2 separate regions of the Homo sapiens genome follow, and region 2 is linked to region 1. Evidence: read pairs that join two places in POLR2A ChIA-PET (ENCODE). Cell type or tissue: CD4-positive, alpha-beta T cell. All regions are shown on one strand. Each heading gives the region's core, and the rest is flanking DNA. Links, peaks and the distances in the headings are about the cores only. Region 1 overlaps RHOH (ras homolog family member H). Region 2 has its middle 17 kb from the start of LINC02265.

What was found. ChIA-PET counts read pairs that join two places held together with the same protein. Peaks named below come from ENCODE experiments on the same cell type or tissue, not always from the same donor. Only the 100,000 strongest peaks of a DNase experiment are listed, where the experiment ranks them.
Region 2: POLR2A ChIA-PET joins it to region 1 with 9 read pairs; 13 of 35 experiments call an interaction of 5 or more read pairs at or near these places.

What each region holds. Positions count from the first base shown.
Region 1 is chr4:40,228,667-40,234,043 of GRCh38, reverse strand. The region is part of intron 1 of RHOH (ras homolog family member H); the gene reads right to left. Among named protein-coding and RNA genes, the nearest start is that of RHOH, 34 kb to the right of the region's middle. In CD4-positive, alpha-beta T cell, for the core only: a CTCF peak has its summit at 4,929; DNase peaks (open chromatin) are centred at 3,063 and 4,853; H3K4me3 peaks cover 2,521 bases; H3K27ac peaks cover 4,263 bases.
Region 2 is chr4:40,287,112-40,292,488 of GRCh38, reverse strand. No RefSeq gene overlaps it. Among named protein-coding and RNA genes, the nearest start is that of LINC02265, 17 kb to the left of the region's middle. In CD4-positive, alpha-beta T cell, for the core only: no CTCF peak of the experiment used is centred there; DNase peaks (open chromatin) are centred at 1,458 and 2,678; H3K4me3 peaks cover 232 bases; H3K27ac peaks cover 1,810 bases.

The DNA.
Region 1 (5,377 bases), core at 218-5,217:
GGCCCACGCATGGCTGAATCCAGCCCGCCACCTGGTTTTGTAGGGCCATAAATTGAGAATGGTTTTTACATTTTATTTCATTTTATTTTATTTTATTTTATTTTATTTTATTTTATTTGAGAGGGAGTATTACTCTGTCGCCCAGGCTGGACTGCAGTGGCATGATCCCGGCTCACTGCAACCTCTGCCTCCCAAGTTCAAGCGATTCTCCTGCCTCAGCCTCCCAAGTAGCTGGGATTACAGGTGGTTTTTACATTTTTTAATGGTTGAAAAAAATCCAAAGGAGGAAAATATTTTATGACATGTGAAAATTATATGAAATTCAAGTTTCAGGTTTCACAAATAGCATTTTATTGGAACACAGTCATGCCCATTCATTGACATGTTGCCTATGACTGCTTTCTCGCTGCAACATAAAGTTGCAACCAAGCCTAAAATATTTTCAATTTGGTCTTTACACAAAAAAGTTTGCCAACTCCTACTAGACAGAAAGGTAGTTCAGAGTAAGAAGGGGCATGTAGACCTGGGGTCAGGCAGGCTTGGGTTTGGCTCCAATGTCTGCCACTTAAATGTGTGACCTTGGGGCAATTACTTAACGTCTCTGACCTTCGGTTCCTTTGACAACAAAGTCAACTATGCATAGTGTCTACAGCACAGACTCTGGAACCATACTGCCTTTCAGCCCCACTGGCTATGTGATCTCATAAAGGTCACTTAACTTCTCTAAGCCCCTCTTCCCTAATTGTAAATAGGCAATAATAACGGTGCCTACCTGGTGTGAGTTGGTTGATGGTATTATTTTTAATAATAAAAATTAAAATAAAATAATGATACCTACCTTACAAGGTGGTTGTACAGAATTAAATGGGTAGTGCATGTAAACCACATTGAATAGTGCCTGGCACAGAGTGAGTACCGTAGAAGTATTTACCATTATTATAATTTACCTTGAGGGGTTGTCGTAAGATGGTTCTGAGCTAGTGTATGTCATGAGCCTAAAACAGTGCCTGGAACAAAACAGGTACTAGCAAATAGTAGCTGCTATGATGATGATGATATGAACCAGTACTACAGACACACAGGAGAGGGAGCATTAATTCTCGAGATGGGAGAAAGGAGTGGTGATTTGGGAGCCCCGCATTTAAAAGGTGACAGCTGATCTGTAGGATGAGTAAGATTTTGATAAGCAACAGAGAAGAAAGGCTTTGGGGGTGGGGAGAAGCATGTGCAAAGGCCCAGGGGCATGAAAATACATGTTTGATTTGGGGAAGTAGAAGAAGTTCAGGGAGGTTGCACTGTGGGCTGCTCAGTGGGGAGCAGGAAGTGGCCGGTGGAGGGATTATGGGAGATGAGCCTGTGATTTTATACAATCCAAGGTTGCCTTCTGCTCATCAGCAGCCACAGCACACTATTAGCTCCAGCTGACTCCAGTTAAAATCAGTTAACAGTCAATTAAAATCCCTGGGTCTTTGGCACATAAAATGTTACTAGCCAGGCACAGTGGCTCCTGCCTATAATCCCAGCACTTTGGGAAGCCAAGGCAGGAGGATCACCTGAACCCAGGAGTTCAAGACCAGCCTGGGCAACATGATGAGACCCCTGCCCCCCGCCTCCGGTGCCTCACCACCAAGTCTATACTAAAAAAAAAAAAATTAGCCAGGCATGGTGGAGCATGCCTATAGTCCCAGCTAGTTGGGAGGCTGAGGCAGGAGGATTACTTGAGCCCAGGAAGCTGAAGCTGCAGTAAGCCATTATCACACCACTGCACTCCAGCCTGGGCAACAAAGCAAGACCCTGTCTCAAAAAATAAAAAAACTGTTACCAATCCATTCTCTTTTAACTTAAATGTTACTAACCTCTTTGAGCACCTACTCTGTGTCAGGCATTGAAGCCAAGTTAAAGAAAACACAGCTTCTGCCTTCAAAAAAACTTACAGTCTAATGGCAACACCAGACATAAACTTCAGCAAGGATCTGAGGGAGGAACAAATAAAGTGCCAACAAAGGGAAAAAGGTGCTACCTGCAACTAGCAGGAATCAAGGAAGGCTTTGTGGAGGCCATGGTATTAGAACATGACCCTTAAAACCACTGAGCTTGAGATGCACAGAGAAGAAAGAGAAACATGAGCAATGAAGGAAAAACCTAGGGCACCTAGAAGGGTGAGAGGCAGCTCAGTTGGGCTAAAAGGCGGAGCCCAGAATGGGAGATCAAGCTGGGCTGTAGGAAGCTCATTCTTGTGGCAGGTTAGGCTGGATTGCAGGTGGGAAAGACCAAAGAGGCAAGTGGGAGGCTCCTGCCGTTGGGATCAAGGATGACTTTATCCAGAGCAGATGCTGTGAGACAAGAAAGAGGGAGAGAAGCCCCAGCAACATCCACGAGGCGGAACTGACACGCAGGCCTGAAACAAGGTGATTCTGAGGCTGTAGGCCTGGGGGCCTGGGAGAAGCTGCTGGCAAACATAGGCAGCACCAGAGGAGAGAGACAGATCTGTGAGATCCATGAAGAGGTGGGTGTTTCCCACTGGGGGGCCTGCTGAAGAGACAGAGCGCTTTCAGGAGAGCCACAGGCTGCCGTCATATGACAAGGCTATCGTTTACTGAATGAAGGGGAAGAGAAGTGGGGTAGCCAGGGTCATCTTCCTCTCCCATGAGCTTTGACATGAAATCTTTAGCTAGAAACATGTTCTCTTCTATGTTATGTATAGCAAAAAAAAAAAAAAAAAAAATCACCTAAGAATAGGTGGGTCTTGCACAAACCAATTTGCTCCTATATTGAAATCCATTAACATAACATCGTACGGGTCTATTCACAGACACAGGAAAAGGCTTCCTAAGCTAAATGGGTGGAAAGCAGGTTTCAAAATGGCAGGTTTCAAAATGGCCTGTACAGGAGATTCCAGAGCTGTGAAAATGTCTAGAGTGGTGCCCACTGGCTTGTCTCTGGGTCCTGGGGTTGTATGTGATTCCCATTTTCTTCTCCTTGCTTAAGTGCATTTAAAAATGTGTCCACGATACGCATGTGCTATTTGCGCAGTTTTGAAGAAGTGCTTCCTGTATGTTGTTTTGTCTTTTTAATGTGGTCTCAGAAGGGAACAAAAAGGCTGGGCTGGTCCCTTGAAGCTACAGAAAATTTCTGTGAATCCCTATCAGTGACTCTGAAAATTTTTCTAGGTCTACACTGCTGAATTCGTTTACAATTCCTAGAAGCACTAACTCCAACTTCTGATTCCCTTTTAAAGGTCTGTTTCATTCTCTCCTCCTTGCAAAGGAGATGAGCAAAGCTGAATAATTCTGCCTCCTGAATCACAGCTGTTCATAGCTATCCTCAGCCCCAAGCCACCTCTTCTTTCTTCTTACTCATAAGAGTTTTAAAAGTCCAGGCTGAGAGCCAGGCGCGGTGGCTCACGTCTGTAATCCCAGCACTTTGGGAGGCTAAGGGGGGTGGATCACTTTTAGTAGAGATGGGGTTTTGCCATGTTGCGGATAGTCTTGAACTAGCCGCAACATGGCGAAACCCCATCTCTACTAAAAACACAGACAAAAAAAATTAGCTGGGCCTGGTGGCCTGTGCCTGTAGTCCCAGCTATTCGGGAGGCTGGGTCAGGAAAATCGCTTGAACCTGGGAGGCAGAGGCTGCAGTGAGCTGAGATCACACTACTGCACTCCATCCTGGACAACAGAGGGAGGCCTGGACTCAAAAAAGTCCAGGCCGGGTGCCATGACTCACACCTGTATTCACACACTCTGGGAGGCCAAGGCAGGTGGATCACTTGAGGTCAGGAATTCTAGACCAGCCTGGCCAACATGGCGAAACCCCGTTTCTACTAAAAATACAAAAATTAGCCCGTCATGGTGGTTAATAATCCCAGCTACTCAGGAGGCTGTAGCAGGAGAATCGCTTGAACTTAGGAGGCAGAGGTCGCAGTGAGGGGGGATCGTGCCACTGCACTCCAGCCTGGATGGCAGAGTGAGACTCCGTCTCAAAAAAAAAAGAAGTCCTTTTTATATTCTTTTAGATATTCAAATAAATATGAATATGGCCTGGGTATTAGATGACATTTAAGAACTATTGCTAATTTTGTTAGGTGATAACTGTATTGTCAGGTCCTTATTTATCAATCAATTTGTCAATTGTATTTTAAGGCCCTTATCTGATAGAGATGTTGATGTATTGATGAGGAAAATCAATAAGATGTCAGGGATTTATTTTATATTATTCCAGAAAACAAGCAAAAACAATGGATAAAGTAAGATTGGAAAAGTGTTAAGAACTATTGAGGTTGAGTGGTGGGTATACAGGGGTATATTAGCCTATTCTCTCCTCTTTGGTGTAGCTTCAAAACTTTTCGTGTTAAAAGTTTTAAAGCGTGGGGGCTTTTGTTTTCTTTCTTTCTTTTTTTTTTTTTTTTTGAGATGGCGTTTCACTCTTGTTGCCCAGGCTGGAGTGCAATGGCAAGATCTCAACTCACTGCAACCTCCACCCCCAAGGTTCAAGCGATTCTCCTGCCTCAGCCTCCCGAGTAGCTCAGACTACAGGCATGTGCCACCATGCCAGCTAATTTTGTACTTTTAGTAGAGACGGGGTTTCTCCATGTTGGTCAGGCTGGTCTCAAACTCCCGACCTCAGGTGATCCACCCTCCTCAGCCTTCCAAAGTGTTGGGATTACAGGTGTGAGCCACCGCGCCAGGTCCCAAGCTGTAGTTTTATTCTTACTCTCTGGTTATAGAGAAAATGCAGAAAAGCATCACCAAAAGAGAAAAGTATACTTTACGCTATAGTGACTTTTTCAAGTATTTGAAGGCATGTTCATGGAAGTGGCAAAAGGATGACAGCACAGAGGCTTAGAGCCTGCCTCCTGGTGGAGGGATATGGAAGAGGAAAGCCACAGTCCTGGGTAAGGATTCCCAGACAAGTCAGGGAAGAAAATCTTGCGCTTCAATACAGACTCTACCTGCAACTCAGTAAGACATCACTATCTATTCCTGGGAAGTAAGGGCCATCTCTAGAACATAAGCCAAAGGAGGCCAAAGGAGGCCCCTGAGATGACCCAAACTCAACTTTCTAACTGGTATCGTTACCTTCACTAACTTCCCTCGGCCCTCCCTGGGTAGAATTCTGCAGAATTAGCTCTTTGCAAAAGAACAAACGTCATAATGAAAATACCTTAAAAAGAAAAGAAACTCAAGAGTGAAAATGCATTACCCACACGAAACCAGATGAGAAGTCAAAGTAACTCTGAGAGTGAGGAAGACCCTCTGCCCTGGGGGTTCTTGTTGTCTGAAAAGGTGAGGGGGCTTTGGAGGTTTCTATCTTAGTATTTTGTGTTTTCCCCTTAGACGTAAACGTAGCCTTTGTCTGTGAAAATATGAAATCTGCC
Region 2 (5,377 bases), core at 123-5,122, 59 kb before region 1:
AGGAACAGTGGTTTGAGTGACTGTGGGCAGTAGACCTTCCCCTCACTTGGACTGTTAAGCTCTGGGCTGAGAGAGAGAGATAAAACCACTGTACGTTGCTGGGAATGGGAGGGGGATATTATTGTTTCAACATCTTAGCCTAAATCTCAACTAACACAATGGCAGAAATCACTATGGAGTTTTTGAAAAACAGAGATAAGGCCGGGCACAGTGGCTCAAGCCTGTAATCCCAGCACTTTGGGAGGCTGAGGCAGGGGGATCACAAGGTCAAGAGATCGAGACCATCTTGGCCAACATGGTGAAACCCCATCTCTACTAAAAATACAAAAATTAGCCAGGCGTGGTGGCGGGTGCCTGTAGTCCCAGCTACTCAGGAGGCTAAGGCAGGAGAATTGCTTGAACCTGGGAGGTGGAGTTTGCAGTGAGCCGAGATTGCACCACTGCACTCCAGCCTGGGCGACAGAGCAAGATTCCATCTCAAAAAAAAAAAAAAAAAAAAAAGAGAAAGAAAGAAAGAAAAGAAAAACAGAAATAAATCTAATTTGTTTTAAAAAATGTGCATTATCTGCATGGTAAATCCCTCCATCTTTTGACTTTTGGCAAAATCTGTTACAAACATAAGGGCTTTATGCAAGTGAAAGTCTTGGTAGAAATGAAGGAAAGACACTGGTTTCCACAGCTGGGCTGACAGAGCACAGATCGGGGAAGACACATGCAGGATGGGCCAGAAACTGAAATAATTTCACAGAAGCAGGAGCTCCAAGCCAAAGATTTCCATGATGATAGGAGCTCACCTGAATTCACAGAAATCAGGGAGGCCATGGACTTTGCACAGAATATGAAATGGAAGAATGTTCCAATCCAATCTAAGTCACAGGGGACAGGAGAACCCTGATGGACACCTGGGCCAAAACAGAATAATTAATCCAAGAAGGCAGGAATGTGTAAGAATTAAGAGTACAGATTCTAGAGTTGGACTTGAGGTTCCAATCTCTACACTACCACCTACAATTATGTAACTTGAGGGAAGTTACTTGAACGTCTGTGAATTGGGTATAATAATAATATCTACCTCATAGTGTTGTCATAGAGAAATAAAATGAAGAATATAAATAAAGCATGTAAAGCACTTAGCAGAGTGCTTGACTGAGCAGAATGCCTTGTAACCACCCAATGGGTTCACCTTCCCTACTACCTAGACAGAGCCAGTTTCTCAAGATGGGGGAATTGCAATAGAGAAACAGTAATTCACTCAGAGCCAGCTGTGTGGGAGACCAGAGTTTTATTATTATTCAAATCAGTCTCCCTGATCATTTGGGGATCAGAGTTTTGAAGGATAATTTGGTGGGTGGGGGAAGGCTGGTGAGTTGAGAGTGCTGATTGTTTGGGTCAGAGATGAAATTATAGGGAGTTGAAGCTGTCCTCTTGCAGTGAGTCAGTTCCTGAATGGGGACCGCAAGATCAGATGAGCCAGTTTATGGATCCAGGTGATGTCAGCTGATCCATCAAGTGCAGAGTCTGCAAAATATCTCAAGCACTGATGTCAGGAACAGTTTAGGGAGGGTCACAATCTTGTAGCCTCCAGCTGCATGACTCCTAAACCATAATTTCTAATCTTGTGGCTAATTTGTTAGTCCTACAAAGGCAGTCTAGTCCCCAGGCAAAAAGGAGGTTTGTTCTGAGAAAGGGCTGTTATCATCTTTGTTTTAAACTATAGTTCCTCCCAAAGTTAGTTCAGCCTACACCCAGGAATGAACAAGGACAGTTTGGAGGTTAGAAGCAATATCAAGTTGGTTAGGTCAGATCGCTTTCACTGTCTCAGTTATAATTTTGCAATGGCAGTTTCAGCCTGATACATGATAATGAAAAAATTCACCTTTATTGTTAATGATAGCTAACGAATTTCATCCTAGTACGCATATAAGACCCAAGCTATAATTCAAGGCTCAGACAAAAATCACCAACTTTGAGGCTCCTTTGGCAACGTCATATGCTCAAAGGTTTCTTACTTGACCTGAGGAAGGAGGGTGGGCAGGAGGGTTTCGATCCAGCATGTGAGGTGTGCAGGACATGATCTGGAGCTCCATCGTTCAGATGAGAAAACAAAGTTGAGAAAGGTGCCTGTCAGTCTATTCAGGCTGCTATAACAAAATACTGCAGACTGGATGCTTACAAACAACAGAAATTTATTTTTCACAGTTCTGGAGAATAGGAAATCCAAGCTCAAGACACTAGCAGATGGAGTGAAACTGCTTCCTCCTAGACAGCTGCCTTCATAATCCAACCCCATCAGCAGAAAGAGTGAAGGGTCTCTCTGGGGCATCTTTTATAAGGGCATTAATCCCATCATGAGGGCAGAACCTCACCTCCCAAAGCCTCCACCTCTGTAAGGGGATGAGGCGGAAGGTGAAGATTTCAACCTATGAATTTGGCAGGGACCAGTATAAACAGACCATAGCAGTGCCTGAGATAGCAAGTTAGTGGCAGAACGAGAAGTAAAACTACAGTCTCCATCATTTGAGTTCCAAGACATTTTTGCAAAACCAGATTGAGAACAAAATAATAACACTGATACTGAAGTTTCAGGCTACCTCATACCTCCCTGCTCCTTCCCCCCGTGTCCCTTCTGAGTAAGCTACCCACTATCCTCTCAGCAATTCAGGCAAGAAAACCGCAGTCATTCTGTCCTTCCTGTTTTCCCTTACCCCCTACGTCTAATCAGCTTTCAAGTTGTGTCTATTTCATCTCCAAAATTGCTCTCAAATTCATCTACTTCTTCCCACCTCCACTGCCACCAGCCTGTTTCAACCCGCCCACAGTAGCCTCTTAATTGGTATCCACATTGGCCCTCTCATTTTTCTCTCCTCTTGGCAGCCAAATACATTTTTTAAAACACAATTGTAATCATTCCTGTCCCTGCCTGATGGCTTCCATTGTTTCCCACAGTGTCAGGACAAAGTCCAATCAGCCACCTGGTTAGTTTTAGCTTACAACACTCTCACTGGATTTCTTTTCTTTTTTTCTGTTTTCTTTTTTTTTTTTTTAAGACGGAGTTTTGCTCTTATTGCCCAGGCTGGAGTGCAGTGGTGCAATCTCAGCTTACTGCAACCTCCACCTCCCAGGTTCAAGCGATTCTCTTGCCTCAGCCTCCCGAGTAGCTGGGATTACAGGTGCGTGCCACCATGCCCAGCTAATTTTGTATTTTTAGTAGAGACGGGGTTTCACCATGCTGGCCAGGCTGGTCTCAAACTCCCAACCTCAGGTGATCCACCCACCTCGGCCTCCCAAAGTGCTGAGATTATAGGCATAAGCCACCGCGCCCAACCTCTCACTGGATTTCTAAGTACAAACCACACCAGTTTTTCTGTTTCCAGGACAAAATTCTCTGCTTTTGAATTTTCCCCAGTTTCCTCAGCCTAGGTCTTTCCTTCTCCACCTCCCTTCATCCAGCCAACTCAAAAACATTTTTATCAAGCTCCTAGTATGTGCCAAACACTGTTCTAGGCCACCAAGGTAGTTAAGCTGTTTTGTACCATGAATCCTATTAGTAACCAGGTGAAAACTTACGGACCCTTTATTCAGGCTAAGGCTTTATAAATGCATAAAATAAACAGAGAGGCTTATAAAAGAAGCCAAATGTATTGAAACAGTTACCAAGGTATTTTTAAATTGTGATATAGTAACTTCCTTTTTTTTTTTTGAGACGGAGTGTTGCTCTTGTCACCCAGGCCGGAGTGCAATGGAGCGGTCTCGGCTCAGCTCACTGCAACCTCTGCCTCCCAGGTTCAAACAATTATCTTGCCTCAGCCTCCGAAGTAGCTGGAATTATGGGCACTCACCACCACCCCCAGCTAATTTTTGTATTTTTAGAAGAGACAGGGTTTCACTATGTTGGCCAGGCTCGTCGCAAGCTTCTGTCCTCAGGTGATCCACCCACCTCGGCCTCCCAAAGTGCTGAGATTACAGACTTGAGCCACCGCACCTGGCCTTACATATTTCTTTATTGCAGTAAATAACAAGATCTAGCAATAGGTCTAACAAATACTATAACCTCATAGTAGTGATCAGCATAAATGATATTTCAAGATATCTATAAACCTGTAGCGTGTGACACAGTCCCAAATCCAGTTCATACGACTGTGGTTTGTTGCCTACATTCATGACAGAGGAAATACTAAACTTCAGTTAGGGATTAGTGAAAATAAAGATGCGGGTTTTATTTTTCTATGGAAATTCGTAAAGCCCAAACTCTATCCACAGACCCCAGAGGTTCCCCTGGATTAGTTTAATCCTGGGGAATATACGAAGATATACGAGGAAACCAGACTGACACGGGAACTTACGTTGTGGTTGGAGCAGGCTGATAAATGAGATAATTTTACAAGATAATTGTGATGAGTTGTTGAAGGACAATAAGCAAAATAATTCCAGATGATAATGAATCGTTGAAAGAAAATAAAACGATTGAGATTAACTTGCAACTAGGATGGTTGAGGAGGGTGATTAGAAAAGACCTCCCAGGGCGGGGCGCAGTGGCTCAAGCCTGTAATCCCAGCACCTTGGGAGTCCGAGGCAGGTGGATCACGAGGTCAGGAGTTCAAGATCAGCCTGGCCAAGATGGTGAAACCCTGTCTCTACTAAAAATACAAAAATTAGCCAGGAGTGGTGGCGGGCAGCTACTTGGGAGGCTGAGGCAGGGAATGCTTGAACCCGGGAGGCAGAGGTTGCAGTGAGCTGAGATCACGCCATTGCACTCCAGCCTGGGTGACAGAGTGAGACTCCGTCTCAAAAAAAAAAAGAGAGAAAAGACCTCCCAAGAGGTGACCCCAGCTAAAACCCAAAGGAGGAGAAGGAACTAGTCCCATGAAAAGCCAGGGAAGACTGTTACAAAGAAGGAGACAAGACGAGGCAGGCCCTGGCATAGCAAGGTGACATGATTTGGATCTGTGTCCCCAGGCAAATCTCACATTGAATTGTAATCCTCAACGTTGGATATGGGGCCTGGGGGGAGGTGTTGGATCATGGGGGCATACTTCCCCCTTGGTATTGTTCTCATGATAGAGTTCTTGTGAGATACCGTTGTTTAAAAGTGTGTGGCACCTCCCCACTCTCTCTCTTGCTCCTGCTCCGTGCCTACTTCTCCTTCGCCTTCCCCAGTGATTGTAAGTTTCCTGAGGCTTCCCCAGAAGAAGAAGCCACTATGCTTCCTGTACAGTCTGCAGAACCATGTGCCAATTAAACCTCTTTTCTTTATAAATTACCCAGTCTCAGGTATTTCTTTTTTTCTTTTTTTTGAGACAGAGTCTCGCTCTGTCACCCAAGCTGGAGGGCTGGAATGCAGTGGTGCAATCTCAGCTCACTGCAACCTCCGCCTCCT